Regions from separate parts of the Homo sapiens genome. Here region 2 is linked to region 1. The links are chromatin loops, found by intact Hi-C in ENCODE. Cell type or tissue: heart left ventricle. All regions are shown on one strand. Each heading gives the region's core, and the rest is flanking DNA. Links, peaks and the distances in the headings are about the cores only. Region 1 has its middle 190 kb from the start of WDFY3. Region 2 overlaps ARHGAP24 (Rho GTPase activating protein 24).

Region 1 (8,348 bases), core at 220-8,219:
ATCTTTTTATTCTCTGTCTTACCCTACTTTAATTTTCGGTGTTAATTCAGCGTTTATAGCTTGTTTGTATGATTATCTTTAGGAGCAGTTTTGTAAGTTAGGTAGTTATTGGTGGTGGGAGAAGGGGAGGAGTCAGTATATTCCGATTTTTTTCACTGTTGTTATGTTTTTCAACTCCATACTTTAAATCTTGTACAGATAATTTGAGACTGGCAACATTTAAGTGGCTCTAAAACACACAAAAAATTTCCATCTATCTTTTTTCATTAATGTAGATCATGTCTTTCTGTTTATTTAACTCCACTTTGGGATATAAATGAAATCAAACGGGGTTATATCCTTGTCCATGCTGGGGAGTACTTTCCTAGCACAGGACAGTTGGCTAAATAGTCCATACAGTAGATTAGAAGGGGAACTGTCAAACCTGGACTGAATTTTTACTGAGAAAATACCTCTATTTTAATTTGCCAGCTGTATAAAACATAGATTACAGAAAATAATATTGAATTGGAAGGTGGGGGGCAGTTAGCATTCTGGTTCTGATCTGTTCCTAAGTTGTTGGCTAATGACTTTATCTTGGGTAAACCATAGATATGGTTTATCCAAGCTTCAGTTTTTTATTTGTTTTTATCTTATAGGAAAGAATAGTGTCTCTTTTGTTCATATCAGAGGATTGTTGAGTGACATACAAAAAAAATGCCCTAAATTATAAAGACCAACAAAACTGTTGCCATGGTCTGTCAATGTGGTCATGAAAATGGACTTTATAAGATTCATTAAATACTATTGGGGAAATACCCTGCACCAGCGCTCTGACTTCTAATTCTACACATTGCTCCCTTCAAATGACCATACTGCATGTTTCAGCCTGACAAGAGATGCTGAATGTGTGATGATGGGGGAGAAAGGAAGAGGTAGCTCATCTTCCAATGTTGTGTACAGATTGTCACTGCCAACACCCTACAGCTGTGCTTTTGCTTTTGATTTCTTCATGCCTTTTATATGACTCAATTCCTGCTTTAAGGCACATTGTATTCTTGGCTTCTTAAGCTCAGATGCTCAAATAATTCCATGGGGTCCACTATATAAACTTAAAACCACAGTGGATGTGAAATTGGAAATACTAAACTTGGAACTGTTCTTTTTTGCTCATATTTTCTCATTTGATAAATTGAGGGAAGCAATGTTTTTCAGTAGCTCCCTTTGGTATAGCTCCATGGCTCTCAAACCTTGGATCTAGGCTTTTATTACCTCGCTGGACTAAGTATTGTTAGGAAGTCCTCTTCTTTTGCCTTGTACACCCTTAAACAAGCCCAATAAACGACAGCCTTGGTTTCCCTGTCTAAGCTGATCTCTCTCTCTCTCTCTCTCACACACACACACACACACACACACTCCAACATTATCTGTATGTATGAGGCAAGATAGATGGAGATTAGAGAGATCAACATATCCCTTTATTCCTTATGATTGATAAAAAACTAATATTGGAGAATGTGCCTTATGGATGTGGCAATAATGGGCATCCTAATAACAAACTGCAGGCCCAGCCAGAGTAAACTTGGAATCTCCTGGGTGACAGTCTGCCTCCGCTATAGCTAAAGGCTAGGTGGAACATGTATACACTTTCAGGGTAGCTGGCTCCCTCAGAAATGTGGAGGGAAAAGGGCTGAGCTGGCCGGGTGCGGTGGCTCAGGCCTGTAATCCCAGCACTTTGGGAGGCTGAGGCGGGCGGATCACGAGGTCAGGAGATCGAGACCATCCTGGCTAACACGGTGAAACCCTGTCTCTACTAAAAATACAAAAAAATTAGCCGGGCTTGGTGGCGGGTGCCTGTAGTCCCAGCTACTCGGGAGGCTGAGGCAGGAGAATGGCATGAACCCTGGAGGCGGAGCTTTGCAGTGAGCCGAGATTGCGCCACTGCACTCCAGCCTGGGTGACAGAGTGAGACTCCAACAACAAAAAAGGGCTGAGCTATGCCTACTTAGTTCCTCTCCCAAACTTATCAATTAAGTAACTGACTCCACGTTTCTAGGGTGAGAAACCTTGGGAAAACCCCATTACAGAAAACTGAGAAAAAGCAAATAACTGTCCTTACCCCCAGCCCCCAAAATATTCTCCAGGTGCTTGTTTTCTTATATTATGGAACCTAATCATCAGGTCTGTAGAAAGCAGATGGTTACCACTGATATCTGACTTCTGGTGGCTCTGCCTGGGACCACTGGTGATAGAGACAACATTTTCTCTTGGAAATATCCAAAAAGGTCAGTCTATACTAGAGCTGAAAATTCTCTCTCCTTTCTCTTCTCAATCCAAATGATATCCATCTAAATTGTCCAAGCTTATTAGAAATTTTGCAATGATATTTAATGACTACATGAGGCCATCCCAATAATAGTATGCCAAAACTAGATGTCCTAAACTGTTATATAAATCTCTGCCCATTATTAAATCCTTCAACAGTAATAAAAGAGCAAATTTAAACTCTTAAATGGTATAGTTCAAATGAATTAAAAACCAGACACACATATATTTCACTTTTGTTATTTCAAAAAAATTAGTGATAAAAACATCGCTTCCAATTTCTCATTCTGATCAGTGTCAGCAGAGAATTCTTGGTGGCTGGGGAGGATGAGTTTCCTTCAGCAGCTGCAGCTTGGATTATTTCTCACAGAATGGGTGTAGTTCTTTCACAGCTTCAGAAGTTGCATGAATTCAATGCCAAATTTTTGATGTGCCTCATTATTTTGAAGGGGGTTTACAAGATTATTATGACACTGGCCTCACTCACATCAGATTGAGAAAAAATGAATCTCCAGCCTCTGGAACAGTTTTCCCAGGGAAACTCAGTATTTAGTGATGCCAAAGATTATAAAAGACATTTAATGAGATCTGGGAATAGGATAGACAGTCTTGATTTTGGTTTAATCAGGATGCCACTGTATGCCAGTTTTTTAGAGTCAATGATTGGAGACCTTGCATTCAACTGGGAGAATTGGCCATAAAGACGTTACCTCTGGCACTAGAGAACTACCAGATCTTGAAGAAAAATCCATCTATGCACATGGTCTCTGCTACAAAAGGATATTTGAGACATGCTGGGTAAGCTTAGGAATTTGCAAGAGCTTCTGCATTCTTATCTGGCCATGTGTTTCAGGCATCCTGATGGTGGTGTAGTGTGGATTCTGTCTAGTAACATGTTATCCACTTTCTCCTCTGCCATGGTGGTGGATCCACTGGTCTTGCTATAAAATTGGTTAGTCCTCGGAACTCTTCCTCCTACTCATAACCAGTCCAGCTGGAGAGACACCCTCAGTAAATTTTTGAACTCAAAGTGTTTTTGATAATTTTTGAAATTTGAAGCCTTAGGGAGGTTTAGTGAGAATGGGTATCTCCATGTGTTCTTCAAGACAGTTGGTCTGGTACAAAATATGTAAAGTTAGGACCTCACACACATGTGCTCTGAAGCACTCATAGAACTTAGATGCCTGTGCACTTTGAAGACAATGCCTACATACATGGTTTAGAAATATAGAAAAATCAACAAAAACTGCTTCACCTCTTGTCACACACAGTGGGTAGTTTAAGGTCCTGATGTAGCAGCCAGCTTCCACAAGTCTTTTTGGCCCATGTGGCTTTATTTAAAGCCTGGGAAGGCTTGCTTGTGGAAAAACAGCTTCTCCCTATATAAAAATAGCCACACACCCGTGAACAAGCCACCATAAGCTACAGGTCCCCGACAAATTCAAAATCCTCTAGTGACCCATCCTTTTAAAGCCCCAGGTTTAAAGCTGCTGCTTAGGCTGCACTGATTATATGCACAACAACAGCTGTGAAAACCAGTTGTATAATGCAATACAAGCCCTTGCAAACCACCGAGGTCAACAAAAGACACAGCCTGATCTCTTCCAGTCCCTCAAGATTCAATTTTAGTTTTGCTACCCAAATTGCACTCCACATCTATCTCTTAATGTTCCTGGCTCAAGGCATCATATTCTAAACACTGTCTTGAATTCAACTTCCCAATCGTAGGTAGAGGCAGAGGCAGAGTCTGCCCTCTAATACATGAGGCTTGGGATAACACAACTGAATGTCTGCTCTCTGTAGTTAGCTGGATCACAAGGGTGGATGGCAGAAAGAGCTGGGATACTTGTTTCCAGTTCCTTTCTGAAACTCACCTGTCAGGTAACTCACTCCATCTTTGTGCACAAGAAGCTGGACGTATTTAGGATAAACCCCTCTTTGCGGAAAGCAGAGGAGTGAAGTTCTAGTCCCTCTCAACATGACCTGATTCGATTTTTCCCCTGTGGCCTCCTTTGATAGACTGTCTTGAAACAAGTGTTTCTTTCCAGAATAAAAACCAAACAAACACAAAGGACTTATGTGTTCTAAGTAATTGAGGAGCTCACCAGTTGAATGGCTTGACTGATGCGTCATCAATTTTAATTCTGCTGCAGAGGGTTTCCCCAGGTGCTTTACATATGCTAGCTGTAACTGATCTCTTCAAGCACTCAATGTAACACTTTTCTGGAAATGCTGGGTTAAGTCTTGCTTTCCAAAAGTAAGCTGGAAAGATTTCAAATAACATGGATGGAAAAAAATTGAATAAACAGGAAAATGATTCACAGTGTGCATTGATACAGGGAGATGTAATTACATTAAATTAAATGAGGTAATAGTTGTGAAAGAACTTGGCAAACTTGTAAAATACCATATGAAGGTAAAGTTTTAGCTTTTACATTCTGTACAAATGGATTGCAATTTGAAGTCCACAGTTCCTATTATAAGGATTTTGGTAGGAAGGTTAAAACCTAGTTTTACTCTTCCTTACATTAGGAGAAGCCTTGAAATGGTAAATGATCTTTCTAAGCCATATGGTCCATAGTCACCAACATAAGGAATGTCTAAGTGGGACCAGAAGTCAGTATGTTTCTCTTAATGATCAGTGTCAGAAGTTTGTGAGTGCCTAGATTCATGTGAAATGCAAGCTACCAGGGCATAAGACACTGACAAAGCTGAAAACTGGACCATAAAAAAATCTTAACAACATCAACTCAGAATATGAAAAGAAGAGATATGTATCTTCTGGAACTAAAGATGAGTTAATAATTTTTTCCTATATGTGAAAAAAATAATTTTCGCCTATACTGTGAAAAAATTATTTGATGAACAATCGCTTCTCAGTAATGATAAAATAATATTATTTTGTTTTATTTTATTTTTTCTGAGATGGAGTCTTGCTATGTTGCCCAGGCTGGAGTGCAATGGCATGATCTCTGCTCACTGCAACCTCCGCCTCCTGGACTCAAGCAGTTCTCCTACCTCAGCCTCCTGAACAGCTGGGATTACAGGCACCCACCACCACGCCTGGCTAATTTTTGTATTTTTAGCAGAGATGGGGTTTCACCATGTTGGCCAGGCTGGTCTTGAACTCCTGGCCTCAGGTGATCTGCTCCTCTCGGCCTCCCAGAGTGCTACATTACAGGCATGAGCCACCATGCCCAGCCTAAAATAATATTAAAAAGCCCCACTCTGTCTCTGTCCTTCTATATAAATTTAGTGTACATAAATGTAATTCTGAGTATTAATCAACAACTTGTTTTTTCCCATTTTGTTTAAATGGTTAGTTCAGGGATGCATTCTCTTAAGTCTTAATGAAATACCCCCATCAGTAAAACAAAAATTTTCCTTTGGGACTTACAGTATACAGTAAGTTTGTCTATAGTGCAGAACTTGAAATTGTTCCAACACAATTGATATATTAAGGAGCATTTGAAGCATGACACAAATTTTGCCTTTGCTTCTGCACAATTTTGTTTGTGAGAGACTGCAGTCAACTGTAGCCAGTTGAACCCAGCTGCATAGGAATTTATAAAACACACACATACACACATCTCACATATTAACATCTACCCCTTACCTCATTTCACTATGTGTATTATGAGCCACGCCCACCCACATCTGGTGTTAGAACTTGCAGATCCACTTCAGATAACCTTCCTTCTGCCATTTCATAATAACTCATAAGCTGCAACCCTTCTGCAAACTTCAGGTCTTTTTCAAGGTAAAGCACCATATTTATTGTAGTATTTATGTATTTCATAACTATTTCATGTGTATAAAACTGTAATACCATTTTATTAGTTTTCTATTTTTTTAATGTGTAACTGATGTTTCTGATTTTAACCCCATTTTCTCATGAACCATTTCTTTTAGTGCAACTTGGCATAGCATGGTAATTTAAGGAATGCAGATACTGTATTGTAGCAGAACTGACTGGATTTTAAATTCAGTTTTCCCTTTATATTTATATTTTGAAGCAACAAGTAAATACAATTCTCTATTTTCCATTTCCGTTCCTCCATCATTTTTGGATAGTGCTGTTAGCTTACCTGCAAGATCCTTGCCAGGAGGCACCTTGTAAGTTTCTGTTGACAGCAAGCCTGTCTGGATTTGCATGAACTGTGAGTGATTTCTTGAAAATCTACACTTTTGAGGCTGAGTACAAACCTGCAGGAGTCCTTCTTTAGGCCCAGAGACATTAGCTGATGGCACTCATGCATCCTTGTTTTTCCATGTTCTGAACAGGAGAGGAAGTTTAGCAGTCAGACACTTTCATATATGGTATTTGATAAATATGTATATAAAATATATGTAAGAAAAAATTTCCCAAGGATTTATTTTTATAAAATATTTTTATTTGTGCATCTGTCTCAGGCCAGGTGAATAATATCACATATAGGGTAATAGGCCTTTTACTCTGATCTTTATTGCTGGATTTGTCTTTAGAAACCCCTTATCTTATTCATTATGTGTCCTATGTTATGCGCAGCCATAGTGCATAAAAGATAAGTTGTAGAACAAAATGCTCAATGATTTGAGAGAAATATACTTTCTCATGAAAGCTGAGAAGGGATATTAATGTTTATTAACTTCTTCCTATGTGCTAGGAAGTTGGTTACCTTGTTCATTGATAACACATTCAGTCTATTCATTCAATCTTCACACTATCCCTTATTTTTATTCTATTCATTTTAACAGATGAAAAAACTGAAGCTCATAGAAGGTAATTATCCCTATTTCAAGTGGTAGAACATGTGTCAATTTGCATTCTTAGATAAGTAAACACAAAGATGGGATTAGATTTGCAAGACATTTGTCAGGGGAATGGCTGTGAAAGATAGAGGAGGAAGTAGGAGGGTCCTTGTACCATATTACGGGTCTGACACCCAGGAAAGGAGGAAGAAGGAAGGAGCACTTGTCAGGAAGAACCTCAGATTGAAGGCACTTCTGATAAATCTCTGCCAGGCTGGTGTTTTAGGAATCCCCAAGCTTATTACAGGAATCCTGCACTGTGTAGAAGTGGCCTAATTCTGATACCCCTCCCACGCCCAGTCATTGGTTGGGAGCAGCACTATGAAAGCATACAGGATATGAGCTCCAAGGTGGATCCAAAAGTGTGGACAGCAGTAGGCTGCCTATCAGCTGTGATCTTGCGAGCAGGTCCTCTTAAGGGGAGATGTGAGCAGTGCACCATGTTGGCCACTGCAGTTATAATTCAATCCAAGATCTGCCGAAGTCCAAGTTCTTCTCTACATGGGTAATGTACGGGGTTGGTGGGAGGGGTGGTTTTCCACTAATCAAAATAAATCCCTTAATACCTCTAAATAGCATACCCTAAGTAAAATTTGTGGATTTGCTATGCAGACACCAGCTTGCTTCATCTAAATTCCTTCTAAAGAGAAATTTTGTAGCTTCCACTTGAGAGAAAAGACAGAGAAGCAATTTTCTAAAGCAATGGTCCTTAACCTTGGCAGCACAGTAGAGTCATGGTAAGGAGCTAGTTAAAATGTCATATGGCAAGTCTGCACCTTAGATCAATGGAATAAAAATCTCTGTGAGGAGAACCTAGGCATCAGTACTTTTTAAAGGTTCGCAGGTGATTTCAATATACATCCCAAGTTGAGAGTTACTATTGTAAAGGATATTTGTCTGAAATGAAAAAGTAGACATCTTCGAACATTCTTCTATGTGTCAAGTCTCTCCATCAGTCCCACTCATGCTCACCCCAGAAAGTTACTTAACTAGTTGAGGTGTGTTCCCAGAAGCCATCTTAAAAATAACTTTTTGTATAATGGGAATCCTACAATATTTTTTAAAACCCAGTTTATATTTCCATTCACATTTCTGTTTTCAGTACACCTTAACTTGAATACATCTTTGTTTTTTGTTTTTTTTTTATTTTAAACAAAAAATAATGGTATACATTTTCACAAGGAAGGAGTCCATTTTCTGGGTACAGTCAGCAATGTGGCTTTTAGAAGTGTCCAGAACCACAGGGAATTCTG
Region 2 (8,348 bases), core at 66-8,065, 830 kb after region 1:
TTCCTACAAGTTAGGACCTGGATAAAATCCATGTTTGATCTGCTTGGCGTGACCTTTGATTGTGTTGTGTCCTTTAATCAGGAGACACATAATGTCACTTCATCTCTCTTTTTGTGAACTTAATGAAATTCCTAAAGCTATTAATTCGCTGGAAGCTGAAATGCTGATATTGTAATTATGTGGTTTTTTCAACTCGTTATTGTGGTAAAACACACATAACATGAAATGTATCATCTTAACCATTTTTAAGTTCACAGTTCAGTAGCATTCAGTACTTTCACATAGTCTTGCAGCCATCACCGCCATCCATCTCCAGAGCTTTTTTACATTGCAAAACTGAAACTCCCTACCCATTAAACACGAACTCCCCTTTCCCTCTCCCCCAGGCCCTGGCAACTACCCTTCTGCTTTCAGTTTCTATGAATTTGTCTACTCTAGGTACCTCATATACCTGTTATACTTGTTGTGACTGGCTTATTTCACTTAGCATAATGTCCTCAAGGTTCATCCATGTGGCAATATTTTAATTTTTAAATTAATAATTTGAACACTTTAAAAAATTTTCTTCTCATCTACTGCTTAGGAACCCAATGGTATCTTTAAAAGGCAAGACAAATGCTGCTTGAATCTTTCCCTTTACTTACCAGCTTTTAAAGCACATAAACAGATTTTTTAACTCCTCTAAAAATGAGTACTATTTTCTTTGTCTTCCCAGTATACGTATTATTGTGAATATTTAAAAAATATCATTATAAAGTCATGTATTAAAATCAATTTGCTTGGTCAATACATTGTAAGTACTGTCCTTCACTGAATCTCAAATTTTCCCATCTTTGGCCAGTGGAAGCATCTTCAAGTTGTCTTCTTAGTTCTTTTGACAGGCCTTCCTAGTTTGGGGTAGCTATTTTTCTTTGTAGTATGACAAGATTTCTTAGGCTCATATGTTTTATGCCCCAAACCTGGAATCAGTCAATTTCCAAAAACTCCTGACTTCTTTTAGTGGGGAAATGATATTTTAAGGCAAGCTAGATGCTTAGTGCCAGTGATACTCATTGCTACTGGCTTGGTCATTGTTTCTAGTCTTTTTAGTGGGCAGAGCTAGTAGATATAAATGCACACTACATGTGTACATATTACATGCATAATAAACATATATACACATTTACCTATTAAAGAAAAAGTGCCTCACAAGTTCACATTAGTTACAATTCAAAATTATAACTACAGGGTTTTTATTTATTCCTTTCTCTTTACAGTTTTATTCCCTTTCTTCCAAGGAATCCTGGTTTGCAAAGACACTGAGGATAACAGAATTAGAACATCTCATAATTAATCATTTGCTCTATAACTCGTCACACACACAGTAGTCTCAGGATAACAATACCAACACCAGTATGGTTACTGCAAAATTCTTTACATGTGCTCTTTTAATCCTCCTTTTATTCTTTTAATATTTATACTATATGCTTTCAGAATATATACCCATTATACACTATTCCCTCTCCATTTTAGTCCTCATTTAATCTTTGGAGATATGTATGTAAATCTATCCACTTAATGTTCACTACTGGTCCTTGTATTGATGTCTTTCCAGCCTAGAGATTCTCAAAATATAATATTCAGATAACTGGGGGCCCCAGAGATGCATTCAGGAGGTCCATGGCCTCAAATGTATTTTCATAGTAATATGAAGATGCTGTTGCCCTTTCACTGTGTTGACATTTGCACAGATGGTGCTAAAGCAGTGACGGGTACAGCAGCTGGCACCTTAGTACAAATCAAGGCAGTGCCACCAAACCCAACTAGCACCATATTCTTCACCACCACGCATTTACAATAGGGAAGAAAATTCCAATTTTACTTAGGAATGTTCTTACTGAACAGTAAAATATATTAATTGCATTAAATATACGACCTTGAGAACACATTTCTTTCATATTAGGGTGCAGAGACGGCTGTCTGTATAAAGCACTTCTGCATGCTCCCTCTAAAAGTAACACAATGATTGGCTCAAGGGGAAGCATTTGTGTGATATTTGAGCAGCACTAACTGATTTTTCTTGGAACTCCATTTTTATTTGAAAGGACAACTGACAAACTACAGTTATTCAGACTAGAGCATTTAGCAGACACATTCTCAAAAATGAACTAAACGTTTCACTTCAAGAAATACAGCTGTCAGAGTTTGTTGCCATTGACAGAATTTAAACTTGCATGTGACAAATATGTATTCAAAACCTTGAGCTTGACAGCTTCCTAAATTCCTAAGCACATTTCTGGTGAGATTAGTGTTGATATTAACAAATCTATAGTATCTTTGATACTATAGAAATACGTGTGTCAGGATTTGGAAGATTAGCATAACTCAGTGAATTTTCCAAATGACATGTTGTCACAACTCCATGTGTGTGTAAAGGATCCATTCAGGTTAGCTTTTCTGACTTCACAGAGCTCAATCTGTTTTTTCCCATCATATCAAAAAATATGACATCTTGCTTCCTGAGATGTCCTGGCTTTATTGCCTTGTTGATTTTCATTGGTCTTTCTTCCTGTTTTTTCATTTCTGTTCTCCTAGTCCTTCCCAATTTTCACCTCTCTCTTAGCAGTATCCCCTCCATGCAAAGCCCTGTCTGGAAGGGAGTCCTGGCTGGTCAGTGTGGAGAGATCTTAGGGGCTGGATGTCTCACTCCTTCAGACCTTGCCATTGGCCACCTCTATTGGACTAGGTGCAATCCCTCCCACTTTTAGCCGCTCTTCTTAAATTAACTCTTCGCATTTTCCAGTGAATATCTATGGGGCGCTTTGGGGATATTCTATTTCCAGGACCATCAGAGCCCCCATTGCTCCTCTTTCCTTCCCTCTACAGAGACACTGACATCATGCAGGCCTTGTGGAAATGGGGATTTGTCTCGACCAACATGTATTTGGGGCTTTTGGGAGATACCCTGTCAGCTAGTTTTTTGGAAATGTTGCCCATGAGTTTTGACTTGGCTATCTAGTTGCTCTGTTTTTATGTGAGAATTTCAGGAGATCCAATACTGTGCTGCCATCATCTTCCTAGAAGTCAGTGTTTTTGTTGTTGTTATTCTTTAAACTCTTGTTGCAAATCTTGTTATTTGAGGAGAAATCTTTTAAAAATTGCATAGTGTCCCCCTGCCTCTTTTGTGGATAAGAAACCTGATACCCAATGAGAAAAGTAAATTTCTCTAGGTACACCAATAATTGTGTAAGGGATAGGTGCACAAGTAGATAAGTTGTTTTTGTTTTGTTTTGTTTTGTTTTTGAAGTACAGGAAAAATGGAGAAGCAAAATAATCCCATCTGTTATCATAATTTGTTGGGGGTCACGGGAAGGTCTCCCCATTCCCTGGGAGTGTAGTTGTTTCATTTAACCCAGGATCAATCAGGCCCCAGGGGAAACCAGCTCACAGCAACCAAACTTTCAGGAGACCTCACTGAGCACATAAACCACCTAGCTACATCCTGGCCCACTCTTCAGCATGAGTCAGTATTTAAAGAAAAAGTGTTCTTGCATCCAAAAATAATTAGAAACAAGTTAGATGTTTATTGTGTCTCTAGAGAAAATACTAAATCTGACTGCATTCTTAATGCATAGAAAGTTGTTTTTTGTGTGTTTTTTTAACTTGTTTTATTTTATTCTATTTTAAGTTCTGGGGCACATGTACAGGATTTGCAGGTTTGTTACATAGGTAAACATGTGCCATGGTGATTTGCTGTGCCTGTCAACCCATCACCTAGATATTAAGCCCAGCATCCATCAGCTACATTTCCTGATGTTTTCCCTTCCCCCCCTTCTCCCAACAAACACCAGTGTGTGTTGTTCCCCTCCCTATGTCCATGTGTTCACATTGTTCAGCTCCCACTTGTGAATGAGAACATGGGGTGGTTGGTTTTCTGTTCCTGCATTAGTTTGCTGAGTATAATGGCTTCCAGCTCCATCCATGTCCCTGCAAAGGACATGATCTCATTCCTTTTTATGGCATGGCTGCAAAGTATTCCGTGATGTATATGTACCATATTTTCTTTATCCAGTCTATCATTGATGGACATTTGGGTTGATTTCATGTCTTTGCTATTGTGAATATTGCTGCAGTGAACATATGTGTGCATGTATCTTTATAACAGAATTATTTATATTCCTTTGGGTATATACCCAGTAATTGGATGGCTGGATCAAATGTTGTTTCTGATTCTAGATCTTTGAGGAATCACCACACTGTCTTCCACAATGGTTGAACTAATTTACATTCCCACCAATAGCATAAAAGTGTTCCTATTTCTCTGCATCCTTGACAGCATCTATTGTTTCTTGACTTTTTAATAATCACCATTCTGACTGGCATGAGATGGCATCTCATTGGAACTTAAACAAATTTACAAGAACAAAAACAAAAACAACCCCATTAAAAGTGGGCAAAAGACATGAACAGACGCTTCTCAAAAGAAGATATTTATGCAGCCAACAAACTTACTTTAAAAAGCTCAACATCACTGATCATTAGAGAAATGCAAATCAAAACTACAGTAAGAAAGTTGTTTTAAAGTACTCTGTTATTGTCTCCCCTGCTCTCAAAACTCTCCCAAATCCATTCCATGCAGTGTCCCTCAAAACTCTCCCAAATCCACCCAAGCAGGGTCTCTTGTCTTCTTCTGCCCTTCCTCATTCTCTGAATCTACTCATTTTCTTACGTCCACAAATAAGTTTCTCCTCTTTTCTTATTCATTCTCCTGATTTATATAAAATTAGATCATATCTGAGGGTAGAATTAACTCTTCACAATAATAATCTTTTAAAATATGTCTTAATTTATCATTCAATAAATATTCATTAAGCAACTGCTTTATGCAATGCTCATCAGTAAGCCTGCGAATGCAAAGATGCATAAGGAAAAGTTTTGCCCTACAGGAACTTACAGCCTAGCCTAGTTGCAGATTTGAACCACTAAATATTCAATTATAGTATGAAAAATGTTATATACAGGATATGTCACAGGCCTATGAGATCAAAAGTAGGGAATTATGGTATTTTTCTTAGAGGTCGGGGAACCATCACAGATGGGACATTTAAAGAGTCATTCCACCAGAAAAAGAAATATAGATTGGTAAGTGGGTGAGTGTCTTAGTCCACTGGAGTTACTATAACAAAACACCATAGACTGGGTAGCTTATAAAGAACAGAAATTTATTATTAAGTTCTGAAGTCTGGGAAGTCCAAGATCAAGGCACCAGCAGATAGGTTTCTGGTGAGGACCCATTTCCTGGTTCACATACAGCTGTTTACTTGCTGTGTCCTCACTTGGCTGAAGGAGTGAAGGAGCTCTCTGGGATCTCTTTTATGCTCGTACTAATCTAATTTATGAGGGCTGCCATGACCTTGTTATCTCCCAAAGGCCTTACCTCCTAATACCATCACACTGGGGGTTAGGATTTCAAAATATGAATCTTGTTGGGGACACAAACATTCAGTCTTTAGCAGAAAGAAAGATCAGGGTGCATCCAAGTGAAAATTTTGGTAAGGTCAATGATGTCGGGGCATATAGGGAAGATTGGTGAAAGAATGGCTGGAAAGACTTCACAATATTTTCAAGGCCTTATAAACCATTCTGCATTCAGGAATCTTTGATAACTATTGAGCAAGAGCATGTTGACATTGGATTTTTTTGTTTTAGAAAAACAACTCTTTTATTTTACTACTAATTTTTTTCAAGATGGAGTCTCACTCTGTCACTCAGGCTGGAAGGCAGTGGTGCAATCTCGGACACAGCAACCTCCACCTCCCAGGTTCAAGTGGTTCTCCTGCCTGGGCTTCCTGAGTAGCTGGGTTTATAGGCACCTGCGACCACACCCAGCTAATTTTTGTATTTTTAGTAGAGATGGGGTTTCACCATGTTGGCCAGGCTGGTCTCAAACTCCTGACCTCAGGTGATCTGCCCACCTTGGCCTCCCTGAGTGCTGGGATTAGAGGCATGAGCCACCATGCCCGGCCAGAAGAGTAACTCTTATACTCAAAGGAATATAAACATTCTATTATAAAGACACATGCGTATGTATGTTCATTGCAGCACTGTTCACAATAGCAAGGATGTGGAATCAACCTAAATGCCCATCAATGATAGACTGGATAAAGAAAACATGGTACATGTACACCATGGAATACTGTGTAGCCATAAAAATGAACAAGAGCATGTCTTTGCAGGGACATGGGTGGAGCTGGAGGCCATTATACTCAGCAAATTAACATAGGAACAGAAAACCAAATACCTCATGTTCTCACTTATAGGTGGGTGCTAAAGGATGAGAACACATGGACAGAGGAAGGGGAACAACACACACTGGGGCCTGTTGGAGGGTGGATAATGGGAGGAGGGAGAGGATCAGGAAAAATAACGGGTACTAAGCTTCATACCTGGACAATGAAATAATCTGTGCAACAAACCCTCATGACACAAGTTTACCTGTGTAACAAACGTGCAGTTATACCCCTGAATTAAAACAAAAGTTTTAAAAAAGAAAAGTAACTCTGGTAGCTCTGGGGATTGGCTGAAAAAGAGAGGTAGTGATCAGACTGCAGACAGGCATTATCTCTCACAGGCTCTGACTTCTGAGATCAAATTTGTATTTGTGCTCATGCCTCCTAATCATTTGCTGTGCATTTTATACATGCACAATTACAATTCAATCAAATATACTCTAAAGCTGAAGTAACCCCTGAGATACAACAGGTGTTTGCAGCATTAGCCTGATCTGAGTGAGTGTAATCCAAGTGAAATGGTTTTTTATTTCATTTCAGTAAAAACTGCACCAGTTGGAAAATGAACCTTACATATTTACTAACCCATAATAGTTATTTTTATTTTATTTTCTTATTTTGGTGGATGTTTAAGTGAATGAAACTCATTATTCTTGGCTGTTAACATACTATTTGCAGTCAACTGACATGAATTCTATTGAAAAACATGGAGACTGCTTTATTTTTTAAATACTGTCTTTTAAAATTATCTTCTACTTGAAAAATTATCTATACATTCCTTACCATTATTCTTCTTCTTGCTACCATTCAAATATTGATGTAGCCATTAATGATATCCTTGCTATATAAGCATATCCATATCTATATAATAGATATGTGCTTTCAAGGAAACCTTTAGAATGTTTTTTCAGCATTATTTTAAAATACTAACAAATAATATTGCATTCTGCTTCCCATCATGATGAAGGAATAGAGATTGTTCACATTTAACAACTAGAAAACCAGAAAACTATATGAAGCAGCAGTTTTTAGACATTGGACAACAGGCAATACATGCCTATGATTCATAAGAGAAAGAAAACAAATGAGGGGAACCCAGTTATTGCCTCAGATTACTACTGGGAGGCAGTTTTCACATAGTATCACAGGGAATAAAAATGCAAGCAAAATCCAGGTATTGCTGAGCTGAAGAGAGTAAGGTCAGACAATGAGAAGCCCAAGGGAGCTAGAATTTGGGGGAGTAGAAAACAGGGAAGAGAGAACTAGACATAGAGCGTCCAGAAATCTACGGAGAGTAGATGAGAACTGATTTATGTTTGCATGAGAGGACACTACACAAGACTTGAGGGAATTTACCAGAGATGCTTAGTCTGAACAACTTCTGGGCCTCAAACTGAGCTTGAAATAATTTGTCTTTCCCACAAAAAGAGTGCAAAGTCCTGATAATGAGGCATTGTGTAGAGTTCTCACAAAGGTATTACCTTAGTGCTAAGATTTAAATTATGGATTAGTCCTCACAAATTTTAAAGCATCTTTTAAATGATCCAGTGGGAGCTCAGGGAGGAAGGGAAGGATGAATACCAGGAGCATAAGGAATTTTTAGGGCAGTGAAACTATTCGGTATGATGCTGGAATGATGGATACATGACATTATGTATTTGTCAAAACCCATAGAGCATACAACACAAAAAGTGATCCCTAATGTAAACTATGGATTTTAGTTAATGATAATGTATAATATGGGCTCATCAAGTATATCAAATATACCACATTAATGCAAGATGTTAATAAAAGGGGAAACTGTGTTTAAAAAGGCGGTGGAGAGGAGGTATATAGGAACCGTCTGTACTTTCTGCTCAATTTTTCTGTACACCTGAAACTGCTCTAAAAATTAAGCTTATTAACATATAATAAATATGATTCAGCTAATCCCCAGATGCTTCACTCTGTGCCAGAACGAAGTCCAACACATCTAGAATATATATTTTTTTCAAAATTCAGTAACCAACTGTATAAAGCCCACAATGTTTTCCATACAACTAAAAACTACAAGGCATGCAAAGAATCATAAAAATATGA

The links. Hi-C counts contacts between places; a loop is a spot of excess contacts. Peaks named below come from ENCODE experiments on the same cell type or tissue, not always from the same donor. Only the 100,000 strongest peaks of a DNase experiment are listed, where the experiment ranks them.
Region 2: it touches region 1 in a loop (5-fold over the local background); 11 of 110 quality-filtered maps call a loop at or near these places.

What each region holds. Positions count from the first base shown.
Region 1 is chr4:85,148,868-85,157,215 of GRCh38, forward strand. No RefSeq gene overlaps it. Among named protein-coding and RNA genes, the nearest start is that of WDFY3, 190 kb to the left of the region's middle. In heart left ventricle, for the core only: no CTCF peak of the experiment used is centred there; no DNase peak of the experiment used is centred there; H3K27ac peaks cover 1,475 bases.
Region 2 is chr4:85,979,117-85,987,464 of GRCh38, forward strand. The region is part of intron 8 of ARHGAP24 (Rho GTPase activating protein 24); the gene reads left to right. Among named protein-coding and RNA genes, the nearest start is that of MAPK10-AS1, 140 kb to the right of the region's middle. In heart left ventricle, for the core only: no CTCF peak of the experiment used is centred there; no DNase peak of the experiment used is centred there.